3 separate regions of the Homo sapiens genome follow, and regions 1 and 2 are each linked to region 3. Evidence: chromatin contacts called from ENCODE Hi-C or POLR2A ChIA-PET data. All regions are on one chromosome and are shown on one strand. The core of a region is the stretch at or near the end of the contact, and the rest is flanking DNA. Distances in the headings are between cores, read along the strand shown.

Region 1 (3,996 bases), core at 387-2,886, 680 kb after region 3:
CTCAGGGCCCCAACTCGCTGGCTGTGGGAGCCCTTCCAAAAGATGTGTCATGAGAACTAAGCTAATTATCCACGTAATTCTCACACTGGGGTTGGGGCCATCGCCAGGGGAAAGCACAGGTTATCTCAAGAACGCAGCCAGATAGGAGGCTGGGGAGACTTGGACGGGCCACCTTCTGCTTCAGTAACTTGGCCCCAAGCTTTCAGGAGGTCTCTGCTTAGAGGAGGACTGCAGAAAAGAAGGCTGCTGGGCCACTGTCCCAATGTTCCGAGCTACAGGTGGTCACCCATGGAGGGGGGTGGGACCTGCTCGGAAGTCCTCCAGTCTTCCCGCCCCTTCTCCCCTCCCGGCCCTCCCAGGCGGCCCCTCTCCTCGGCCTGCCCCCTCCACCCCGCAATTCTTCCCGTCTCAATTCCAGTCCCTCTCTCTTGCGTCCTCCCGGCTTCCACCCCCTCAGCCTGGCCTCCAAAAGAAAGATCGGGCAGAGCGGTAGGAAAAGGGAAGCCACCGCGGTTTCTGAAAACAAGAATTCCCGCGAGCCAGGACGGTCACGAGGCCGGGGAGGAGGCGGCGCAGCTGATCAAACGCGAATGGGGACCAGCCCTGGCGGGGGTGCGGGGGGGCCCTGGCTGTCCGCGGCAGCCGCGGGCGGGGCGGCCGCTCCGAGGAGGGACGGAAGGGCTGCGTGGCACCTCGCGCTCGAAGACCAGGGGCGCGCCCTCCGCGGGGAGAACTCGGGGCGGCGGCCAGACCCGACGCGACCCCCGGCTCGGACCCTGCAGTTAACTGCTCCCAGACGCTTTCCCAGTGCGCCCGCCCGCCGGCCCTCGGGAGGTACCGGGCAGGGGGCTAGGGCCGGGCCGACCCTGTGAGCCGCTCAGCCCCGGGCGCCCCCGCCCTCCTCGGAAGTGACTCGTCCTCAGGGAGAGTCCGGCGCCCGCCCTGCCGGCCTCGGCCCCTTTCCCGCCCCATTTGGCTCCTCCGCCGGGGGCGCCCCCAGGCTGGGCAGGCTGGCTCCCCGTCCCCCTAACCCCGCCGCCCGGGCACCCCTCGTCTGCGGGCGCGGGGTCCAAGTGTCCCCTGTCCAGGGCGGGCAGAAAGGAGAAGTCGCAATCTCGGTTGAAGTCTCTTCCCCGCCTCCTTCGTGCACTTCAAGGCTGCCTCGGCCCCGCGCCCCTCCCGCGTCCCCGGCCCCGCACCTTGCCGCAGCGGCCCCTGCGCCAGTTCGGACCGGTCCTCGGGAAAGGCGTCGCGCAGGCGCTGCCACAGGCGGCCCAGGTCCGCCAGGCTGCGGTGCAGGTAGAGCACGCTGCGGTCCGACCACTCCGTGCGGATCTCGAAGAACTCCTCTTCGTCGCCGCGCCGGCTGACGATGAGCCTGCGGATGCCGTTCACCCAGCAGCCGCGCACGAACATGTTCACGAGCGACGTGCCCTCAAACACCGCCGAGGCCATGTCGCACGCATGCCCCCGCCAAGGGCTCCCCAGCCCCGCCGCCCGCCCGCCCGCAGGAGGCGCGCCCCGGCCGGGGTCGTCCCGGGTCTGTCCGTGGCCGGGGTCGTCCGGGGTCGGCCCGTCACTCCAAGGAGGCTGCGTATGGCCCGCGTTCGGGGCAGCGGGGCGGCGCGGCGGCGAGTGGCTCGGGCCGGCCGGGCGCGGCTTTATAAGGCGCTTCCCATCGCGGGCGGCGCGGTAGTCGACGTCGAGGTTAGGCCGCGTCCGCCTCCCGCCCGCCTCCCGCGGAACGGGCGCCGCGGGCCGCTCTGGAAAGGAAGAGGTCCGGCTGGCCGCGCCCCCGCCGCCTCCGCAGAGACCGCGCTGCCGCGGCCACGAGAACCCCCGGAGCCGGGAGCCGGGCCGAGTCCCAAGCGCTCGCCCCCGCCTCGCGCCCCCCGCGCCTCCTCCCTCGCGGCCCCGGAGCCGCAGGTCGGTGACTGGACCAGCCGGGAAGGGAGGCGGGGCGGGCCCTGCTTGCCAGGCGCTCGGCGCAGACTTTTTTCTCTTTCCGTTTCGCGATCCTCGGGACCTCCCAGGGCTAGGAGCTGCGCGCCCCACCCGGCCCGCGAGGGGATGGCAACTACCCGGGGTCCGGAGGCGGGGCTGCGAGTGTCGGGGCGGGGGGCGCGGGCCGGGTCGAGCACCGCCCCGACGAGGGCCCAGGCCAGTCCGGCCCGCCCCGGGTTCCCTCCGTGCCTCAGGTCCCCTCCGTGCCCCGCGTCCTCCCGCGCATTCCGGTCATGCCTCAGCCGCGCCAAGGCCTGGGACACGGCCGGACAGACCGCGGGGCAGCCCTCGGAGAAGTGGGAAGAGGGGAGAAAACAGTGGCGAAAAGAAGGTCTCCTGGGAAGGAGCGCCCTGGGAAGCTGGACGCGGTGGGTGCTCTTGAGGGGCCTCAGGAGTGGACTTGGGGAAACCGCCCGCCCTGAAAACTGACTCAGCGGCGCGTTACTGAGGCCGTTCCTAGTTGGAAGAGAATTAATAGCACTTGTTTGAGAATTACAAGTTAGTTCCAGAAATGAATCGAGTGACCTCACAGCCCGTAGGCAGGGGTGGGAGAGCCAGGGTGAGCCCCTCACCTCACCCCGCCCCCGCCCCGGCAGCGCTCTGGAAAGCCTCAAAGCCCAGCGCTGCGCGGAAATGTTAGAGGCCCAAGGCAGGTGGCCTGTCTGGACTCAGACCCGACCCAGATGTCCCCCCAGGTCCCTACCACTCAGTCCCACCTGCCTCGACTCAGTCCCGACCCAGATGACCACCCCCCCCCCGCCCCCACCACGACCAACTTTTATTCCGACTGCGCCAGTGACTTGCAGATAGCATAGCTTCAAATTTCCTCACCTGGTCTGGGGCGGTGAACAGGTCAAGATGGAGAGTGTCAAGAGAGACTTTTGCTTTGTCTATGATGTTTTTATATACACTTGCTAATTAAATGAACGCATATGTTTCCTGTGTAATTTTGTATAGGGGAATAGGGGCCGTGGGAACTGGAAGTAAACAGCCAGTGTGCCAGCAGCTCTTGACTCTAGGTGGTGGGAATAAGTGCCGTTGTAACCACAGTACCAGCCCAAACGGGGCTTACTCTGTTTGTAACAATGTTGAGTTACCTTGCAGGTATAACAGAGCCAAAAACTCTTAAGTCACAAAGCCCAGGCATGCACCATAGAAAAAGATTTGATCTCTAACAAACATCCAGAACCAACTATTCGTCTCCTTGGAACGAAGAAGACTGGGACATGACTGGAACCCGAACATTCGAACTCTCAGAAGGGAAGGGTCTCTTGGCCCAGAAGATAGGGGCTAAAATCCACCTCAACATACCGTACCATAAATGGCCAAATTTGAAGGCCTTCAAACAGATCCTGCCCAGCCAACATTTCTAAGTCCTTTCCTTTGCCCTCTGCTTCCTTAGAACTTGCCCCAGACCCCAAATCAGGGAGGAAGATTTGAACCTGCCTCCTGTCTCCTTGCTGGCTGGTCTTGCAATAAAGTCTTTCTTTTCTCAAAGGCAGTACCATGGTATTGCTTCCGTGTACATTGAGCAGTGAGCCTGAGGCAGGAAAATAGGGTCAGGAGGCAGGGAACATAAGGCCAATTCACACTTCGGCTGTAACAGGAAATATCCACTCCATAGGGCGTATGCTGTAAGTGACTTTGTAACTTTACTTCATCCTCTGCATTTACGTAGAGGGTAAGTGAAGTAAACAATGGAATCATCTAGGGGATATTTAAACTTCCAAAAATTCTGTAACGGGGCCTTTGAGCCCCTATGTTCGGGCCGCTCCCACACTGTGGAATGTAATTTCGTTTTCAATAAATCCCTTCATTCCTTCCTTGCTTTGTTTGTGCGTTTTGTCCAATTCTTTGTTCAAGATGCCAAGAACCTGGACATCCTCCACCGGTGACAAGCCCATTTGCTTAATAAGATTATTATTTTCTTCTCAGTATTTTTCTGTTACTTATTTTCTGAAAGTGCCAGGAAGAGGAGGGCAGGCAGGACCA
Region 2 (3,668 bases), core at 957-3,456, 660 kb after region 3:
GTCCTAAGAAAAGCTGTAGAAATTAGAACACGTCCACAGTTTAAAAAAAAAAAAAGAAGAAAAAACATTTAGCTGTAGCAAGCCTCTAATTGTAGGGACCACTGGTTTAAGGAGATCTTCTTGCTAAGCCTGTAGCCTGTGCCCCGTTTCAACCACGGACAGCAGATATTTACATGGGAGTTGACCTCCCAGGTCAGTTTTCACAAGACGATGGTATAGACCATGAACTTGTACCTTCAGGCAAAAGGCTGCATTGAGATTCATTGCTACGGGACCAGGGAGCCTGACTTGTAACAAAATCCACTGATAACTTGCCATGTGCCTTCGGCCAGAGCACTAGCAAGCATGGCGTGTCTCAGTGTGGAATGCTGGCTCCTCAGGAGGCACGAGCAGGTAGGAAAGCATGCAGACTGCAGCTGGGGAAGGCTCTGCTACTTATGCCTGGAGAGCAGGTTACTTCTTGCTCAGTTTCTTCATCTGTACAATGGAAATAAAGGTATCCATTCCAAAGGCCATTGTGCAGACTAACTTGAGATGATGTATGTAAAGAATCTAGCAAATACTGAGGGCTCAATAAAGAGTCCTGAGTGATCTATCATGATCATTCAGTGCCCTTTTATTAATTGCCTAACTGGGCTACCCCTATTTAGTAAAAATAAGGTTGACATTATACAGAAGCCAGATTAATGAAAAACAGTGTTCTATTTCCAGGCCCCCTAAACCTAAATAATCAGATTTTGTGGCTGAAATTGATGAGTCCAAACAGCCGTATCAAGGCTGAGGTCCGCATTTCCTCACAGCTATTATGATCATTGTTAGTAATGTCCTCAGATCTGTTATGATGTAAATAAAAAAGAACGGAAGAAAATGCTGTCATTCAAGAAAAATTATAGCATCTGAGCCTCTCTTCAAACATACAGTGTGAATGTCTTAGAAGTCAGCTTAGTATCTATAGCAAGAATCTTTGACCAATGTAGCCATTTTAATCACATACATGACTGATTCCATGAAATAGTTGACTTTCAAGCTATTTTTTTACACTCATATTTTTCCAAATGAAAGCAGCCCTGCTCTTCCATGGAAACTGACATTGGCACAATTCTGTTAACTAAATGAAAGACCTCCTTCACTTGAATTTCAACAGTCTTTCCACCAACGTTCCTCTTTTCCGTGGGGGCCCCAATCCAGGATCTCTTGCTGCAATGAGTTGCTCTGTCTTGGTCTTCTGCGACCTCTGACAGTTCCTCCATCGTTCCTTGTCCCTCATGACCGTAGCACTCTTAGAGAGGACTGAGCTATTTTAGCAAATGTCCCTCGATTTGGGTTTGTTGGCAGTTTCAGAGTGATTCGATTGAGGTGATGCATTTTTGGCAGGAACCCTACACAGTGACGCTGCATGAGACCTGGAGTGGCATATGGGGGTGGGGCTGAGGCTGACAGGTCCTGCTGCTGCTGAGGCTGCTGTGGAGTGCCTGGTGAGGAGGCTTCTGCCAGCTGTTTCCACAGCGAAGTTACCACCTTTCCCTTTGTAGTTAATTGAAGGAGGATGCCTTGCAGCTATGCAAATCCTGTTTCTCCTCAGTTTCACTCACAAATCTTTGCATCTATCAATCAATGGATCTTTTTTGCAACAATTACCAATGTGTCTGTTTGCCTGATGGCAATTTTTCTGTTTTTTAGATGCAGCTATGTTTTCATAGCCCCACAAACGTCACAACCCCTCACTTCAATAACTCTATTCCTTTTCTCAGCAGACACGCGGTCTCAGCCGTGAAAGCATTCATACTCTAGCCTTCCTCCCTTTCACCTCCTCTCTCCCACTGTATTTCCCATGTACTCCAGCAACGGAACAAAACCCAAAGCAGTGCCCTTGTATTAACTGGCTAGCTGGGCTACCCCTACATAGTGAAACTAAGGTTGAGATTGGCCAGAAGCCAGATTAATGAAAAATAAAATTGTGATTCATTTCCAGGCCTCTTAAACCTGAATGGTCAGATTTTGTGGCTGAGATTGATGAGTCCAAGTTGCCAGATCGAAGCTGAGGTTTGCATTTCCTTTTACATTGCACAGCTGCAGCCATGAGGCAGAACGCTCTAAATTCTTGCTTTCTTACATTTGATAAGCATTGGGACAAAGAATGATTAAGGCTGTACTGGTTGGAAGCACTGCCAAGGGATGCAGTCCATCCTGACTGTCCTCACCGTGGCCCCAGGATGTGGAAACAGTCGCCGCGCCTGCTAGCGCCGGGCGCCATCTAGTGGAGCTCCTGACAACTAAACGATCCTAGAAAAGCCAAGGTACTCAGCACCTGCAGGTCCCCATCCCCAGCCTACATCATGAGAGCAGAGACAGTCAGTGCCTGTTCCCCATGGCACCACCTCCCTACACGTATGTCAGTGGCATAAGAAATGGAGGAGGAGGGTGGATGTGGGCTCTCGGCCGGGAATGAATGGAATTAACCAGGACAGCAGTGGACAGGCAGGTTTGCACGAAGGACCCTGCAGGGCCACAGTCCATGCAACGGCTGGCCAGTCCCCTGCAGGAGGCTGAGGCTCTGGAGTGGAGGTGACAACATCAAAAGGCTAGCGTGGGCTAGGCTCTGAATGCCCAGAATGACCAAGAACTTGGGCTTGATGGTGAGAGTGAGCTTTTAAGACAGTTAATAAGCCTCAGAGGTCAGAGCTTTGGGATGACTGGCTCAGTCCTCGGGTTCATATCCTGGAGAAAGGGGGACGCATGAGAGAAAGCCGTGTGGACAGTCTCAGGTGATGCCAGGACTCTCTGGACCCCGCGCCTCAGCCTGGGGAGCCACAGATCCAGAAACATGCCAAATATGGGACCAAGACTGAGAACATGGTGTGCCTATGTGTGAGCCATTTTCTCAAAGGGATGTTGGGGCTATTTATTGTCAATAGTAATTTCATTAAAAAACACTCCTGAAGGGAGGTATCTGCCATGGTGTGCGTGGGTGTACCGCCTCGCCACCGGCAGGCACAACTGCTCTAGATTAAGAAGCTCCCTTAGACACAGTGAGGGGCGAGCTAGACCGGGAACAGAGATCGGAAGGTCTGGGGGGTTCAGAGAAAGAAAACCAGACTCGGTGACCGGCAGAGAAGAGGAAGAGGAGGAAACACTCAGAGCACTTGAGACCCTCGGCTCTGCAAGGCTGCAAGAGGCCATACCGCCTGCCGCCTCCTGCAGCAACACCTCCGGGCCCCCAGACTTTGCACTGAGACTGTTAGCCACTGGCTGGTGCAGACTCCATGGTTACGCAGCCCCAGATGTTAGAACGTGTTCTGTGCTGAGCCAAAGTCGCCCACAGTTACTTCTACCCACAGGCCTAGTGCCAGCCCCCACCTGACCCCTTCCCATGGCAGCCCGCCAACATCTGAAGGTGGCATCCCCTTCCTCCTAGCTGCTCTTCCACATTTCCTCCCATTCTTCTGACCCCTGCCCACCAGACACTCTTCTCTGGATGTAATAATTCATCTTGCTGCATCCCGGGGACAGTCTTGACTTGCATAAGGAGGCCAGGACCCCTGCCTTCCTAGACCTGGACACTGCACCCCCATCACACACGGAAGGCCACAGACAGCCGTGGCTGAAACCTGTCCTCAGCCCTTGCAAAAAGGCAAAGAAAACATACTTTCAATGGCAACATGAGACTC
Region 3 (4,066 bases), core at 1,567-4,066:
CTACCCCCTCATATTCACACTTTGGCCTCCACGGGCTTCAGAGATAGTACCAGCTCTTTGTTCTCGCTGGTTTTCTTTCCTCACCTTGGGCTGTTTCTTGCCTTTTCCATTCTGGTGTTCTGCAAGGACCAGTTCCTTCATCTCATGCACAGTCTACACTCATGGCTTTTGCTGGGAGTAATGAGTAAAGCTCCCAAATAGATGTTTCTGAGTTAAAACACTGAACACAAAATGAAGCAAAAACAACGCATTTCCAACCTCCCAAGGTCACATGATGTCTAGAGGACAGTGATGGGCAATAACTTTTTGTCTTCCCCATTAGAATGCAAGCTCCACGAATGGAACGTGGAGTTTTTTATTTTTTATTGTTTTTTGAGACGGAGTCTGGCTCTGTCACCCAGGCTGGAGCAATCTTGGCTCACTGCAACCTCCGCCTTCTGGGTTCAAGCAATTCTCCCGCCTCAGCCTCCTGAGTAGCTGGGTCTACAGGCATGCACCACCACGCCCAGCTAATTTTTGTATTTTTAGTAGAGACGAGGTTTCATCATGTTTGCCAGGCTGGTCCGGAACCCCTGAGCTCAGGCAATCCGCCCGACTTGGCCTCCCAAAGTGCTAGGATTACAGGTGTGAGCCACTACACACGGCCAGAACATAGAGATTTTTTGTGTTTAATTCACAACCGAGTCTTCAGTGCCTAGAACAGGTGCTCAGTAAATATTTACTGAAGGAATGAATTCCTTTTTGTATTTCTTGTATCTATCACCAGATGCTCTTGTATCTAGTACCTGCTTGGCATACAGTAGATAGAAAGCTTTGCTGAGTGAATAGCTCTGCCTTTCGTCTTTTTTGATATGTGTACATCTTTTAAAAAATAATGAATAGACTTTGTTTTAGAGCTGTTTTGGTTTACAGCAAAACTAAGCAGAAAGAAAATATCCCCTTCCACAAACATCCTGGACTGTACAGCCTCCCCTACCATCAACATCCTGCATTACTGTGGAATATTTGTCACACCTGATAAACCAACATAGATTCATGGTTACAAAAATGAACCAATATGGATAAAACATATACATTATCAGCCAAAGTCCGGAGTTTGTTAGGTTTTGCTCTTTGTGTATATTCAAGATACATTTGACAAATGTATAGAGATGTACCCAACCCTGTAACGTCAGACTCCACTGCCCTAAAAATCCCTTGTGCCTCACCTATCCATCCCTCCTTCCCTGCAAATCCCTGGCAGCCGCTGATCTTTTTTACTATCTCCGTAGTTTTTCCTTTTCCAGAATGTCACATAGTTGGAATCATGCATTATGTAGTCTTCTCAGATTGGCTTCTTTCACTTAGATTTATACATTTAGGATTGCTCCAGGATTTTTTTTTTTTTTTTTTTTTTTGTGGCTTCAGAGCTCATTTCTTTTTAGCACTTAATATTCCATTGTATAGATGTACCACAGCTTATCTGTCCACCCATTAAGTGATATCTTGGATGCCCTCAAGTTTTGGCAATTATGAATAAAGCTGCTATAGACATTCTTGTACAGGTGTTTGTATGGGCATAAGCTTTCAACTCGTTTGGGTAAATACCAAGGTGTGGAGTTGCTTCATCTTATGGTAAGAAGAGCTTGGTTAAGAAATTGCCAAAATGTCTTCCAGACTCTAACATTAGGCATTCCCACTAGGAATGTATGGGAGTTCCTTGTGCTCCAGATCCTCATCAACATTTGTTGTTGTCAGTGTTCTGAATTTTAGCCATTCTAATAAATGTGTAATAGTATTTGTTTTTTTAAATTGCAATTCTTTAATGACATGATGTTGAGCATCTTTTCATATGCATATACATATGGTGAGGTGTATGTTCAGAGCTTTTGCCCGCCTTTAATCAAGTTGTACATTTTCATATTGTTGCATTTTAAGAGGGTTTTTTTTGGTATATTTTGGGTCACAGTGCTTTATCAGATATGTCTTTTGCAAATATTTTCTCCCAGTCTGTGGCTCGTGTTGTGAACGTGGCTAGTTCTCTTGACATACATATCTTTTCACAGTATGTAATCCTGTTGTGCTTTTTTTTTTTTTCCTTTTGAGACGGAATCTTGCTCTTGTCACCCAGGCTGGAGTGCAGTGGCGCGATCTCGGCTCACTACAATCTCCACCTCCCAGGTTCAAGGGATTCTCCTGCCTCAGCCTCCCGAGTAGCTGGGATTGCTGGTGCCCGCCACCACGCCCAGTTGATTTTTGTATTTTTTAGTAGAGATGGGGTTTCACCATGTTGGCCAGGCTGGTCTCGAACTGCTGACCTCAAGTGATCCGCCCGCCTTGGCTTCCCAAAGTGCTGGGATTACAGGCGTGAACAACCGCGCCCGGCCTGATGTGCATATAATTTTATTATTTGATTTTTAATATACATGAATAGCATGCAGTTCCAACTTTGCTCGAGACTTCACAATTACCATTTTAAAGGGCTGCAAAATAATCACATTTCCTCCTCAACAGCCCCACTTTACAGATGAAGGTAGAGGAATGCTAACTTGCCTATGCTAACCCGCAGAGCTCTGAATCCTCCGGATAGCGCCCCCGCTGTAATCCACCCAGTGCTTCCCTCCAGACCCTTCTCCCTCTCGTGCGCGCGGAGGTTTCGGTTTCCTCTTTTACGTAGGCCGCCCCACTCGCTTGAAAACAAAGTCCGCGATCCTCTAGCCCGCAAGAGAGCTCCGGGACTCAGACCCCGGGCGCGAGGTCCCACGAGCGGCGGGGCGGCGCTCTCGCGGTCCTCCTCCCCGGCAAGGGCCGGGGCAGGGGGAGGAGGCAGCGCGAACAGTCCACGCCCTCCAGCCGGGCGCGCTCGACGCGGACGGCGGGCCAGCTGCCGGAGCGCGGCGACTCCAGGGGACCCACAGCTGGGGCGCCAGAGCGCGGCCATCCGGGCGGGGCCGACGGAGCGCGGCAGGACTTGGCTGGACGGCGCGGCCACGGAGAAGGGCGCGGTGAGCGGACTGGCACCGCGCGGGGAACATTCCGGAGGCCGCCGGGCTCAGTCCCGGTGACCCCCCTGGTCGGGGTTCGCGCGCCCTCCCCCAGCACGCCCGGGCAAGGCTGCCGCGGCGTCGGAGTAATCCCCAACCCTCCGCCGCCGCTTCTTCCCTCACCCGGGCCTCCAGACGTTTGCCGCGGAAACGAAAGTAACGCTCGGGTGCTTGCGTGGAGGCCGGGGCGGCCGCGGGCTTCCCGGAAGGAGAGGGACTCTGCCCGGGGTGCGCGCGGCGGGCGGGCCCCGCCGGTACCGGAAGTCGGGCGGTGGGCGGGGCCGCGGGCGCTCCCGGAAGTCAGGGGTGCTCCGCTAGGTGTCTCTGCTTATCCGGAGTCCGCTGGCCGCCTCTGTGCCAGAGGTCGGGGCGCTGGACTGGTAGCGGGCGGAGACCTGCCTTTGGGCCGCGGTTACCGCGTGAGGGTGGAATAGGCAGTCCCACACGCCATTAATGTTGTTTTGGTGGAGAAGGTGGGCTCCTAGTGCCCTATCATTAAGAAAAAACAGTTTGGGCTCTTCCCTTACCAGCCCTTTGAAAGGGCCTTTTACTGTTGCGCTTGAGGCCGCAGCAGGTTCCAAAAACAAAAGCATTTCTGCGTGATCTTAGACGACTGAGGGGACGAATGTGGTAACCCTAGCAGGCTTCTGTCACTGGCAGGTGCTTTTGTGAAGTGCTGCGGACCCTCTTGAGGGTTGGGAAGAGGATAGGCTGCATCCTCCTTCCCTAAGCATTTGACAAAGCCTCACAGGGATGCGGGGGTTGCGGGGGCAGGGGGAGGTCTGGGGTTGTTAGTTCTTTCTCTCTTGCTGACCATTTGGCTCTCCCTTAATCAGAGCTCTTTTTTATTTTGGGCAAAGCAGGAGGCTGTTCCAATGATTAATTCTTCCCTGACTTACACTTGAAGAAGCCAAGGCAGGAAGTGAACTTTGAAATGTGCAATGTCTTAGTACTCATCTGCATTCTGTGACTGCTAGGAAGATGGACTGAGTCAAGAGGAAATTGTCTTGTTAGAAATGTGGAATACTGCGTCGGGCACGGTG

The links. Hi-C counts contacts between places; a loop is a spot of excess contacts on that map. ChIA-PET counts read pairs that join two places held with the same protein, here RNA polymerase II (POLR2A). Pooled maps may share reads with other maps.
Region 1: a map with no recorded cell type shows a loop between it and region 3 (6-fold over the local background). The contact joins the promoter of PXDC1 here to the promoter of RIPK1 in region 3. A Hi-C loop is called at or near these places in 1 of 37 single-sample maps with no recorded cell type and 5 of 50 pooled maps. POLR2A ChIA-PET finds 5 or more read pairs at or near these places in 1 of 52 experiments (IMR-90).
Region 2: a loop to region 3 is called in a map of CD4-positive, alpha-beta memory T cell, with 10 times the contacts of the local background. The contact joins the enhancer-like site here to the promoter of RIPK1 in region 3. A Hi-C loop is called at or near these places in 1 of 168 maps with a recorded cell type or tissue (CD4-positive, alpha-beta memory T cell), 1 of 37 single-sample maps with no recorded cell type and 8 of 50 pooled maps. POLR2A ChIA-PET finds 5 or more read pairs at or near these places in 1 of 52 experiments (K562).

Annotation. Positions count from the first base shown.
Region 1 is chr6:3,750,077-3,754,072 of GRCh38, forward strand. PXDC1 (PX domain containing 1) reads right to left here and starts at 1,637. Exons shown (of 5, transcript NM_183373.4): 1 at 1,200-1,637. The coding sequence starts at 1,455. RefSeq lists silencers at 861-940, 1,691-1,930, 1,981-2,150.
Region 2 is chr6:3,730,474-3,734,141 of GRCh38, forward strand. All of the region lies in intron 3 of PXDC1 (PX domain containing 1), which reads right to left. Among named protein-coding and RNA genes, the nearest start is that of PXDC1, 19 kb to the right of the region's middle. RefSeq lists a silencer at 1,882-2,176. Within about 2 kb of position 2,207, at least 3 of the 41 ENCODE cell types and tissues checked have a DNase peak (open chromatin) inside an H3K27ac peak, as active enhancers do.
Region 3 is chr6:3,065,678-3,069,743 of GRCh38, forward strand. It overlaps RIPK1 (receptor interacting serine/threonine kinase 1), which reads left to right and starts at 2,817. Exons shown (of 11, transcript NM_001354930.2): 1 at 2,817-2,984. RefSeq lists a silencer at 2,686-3,475.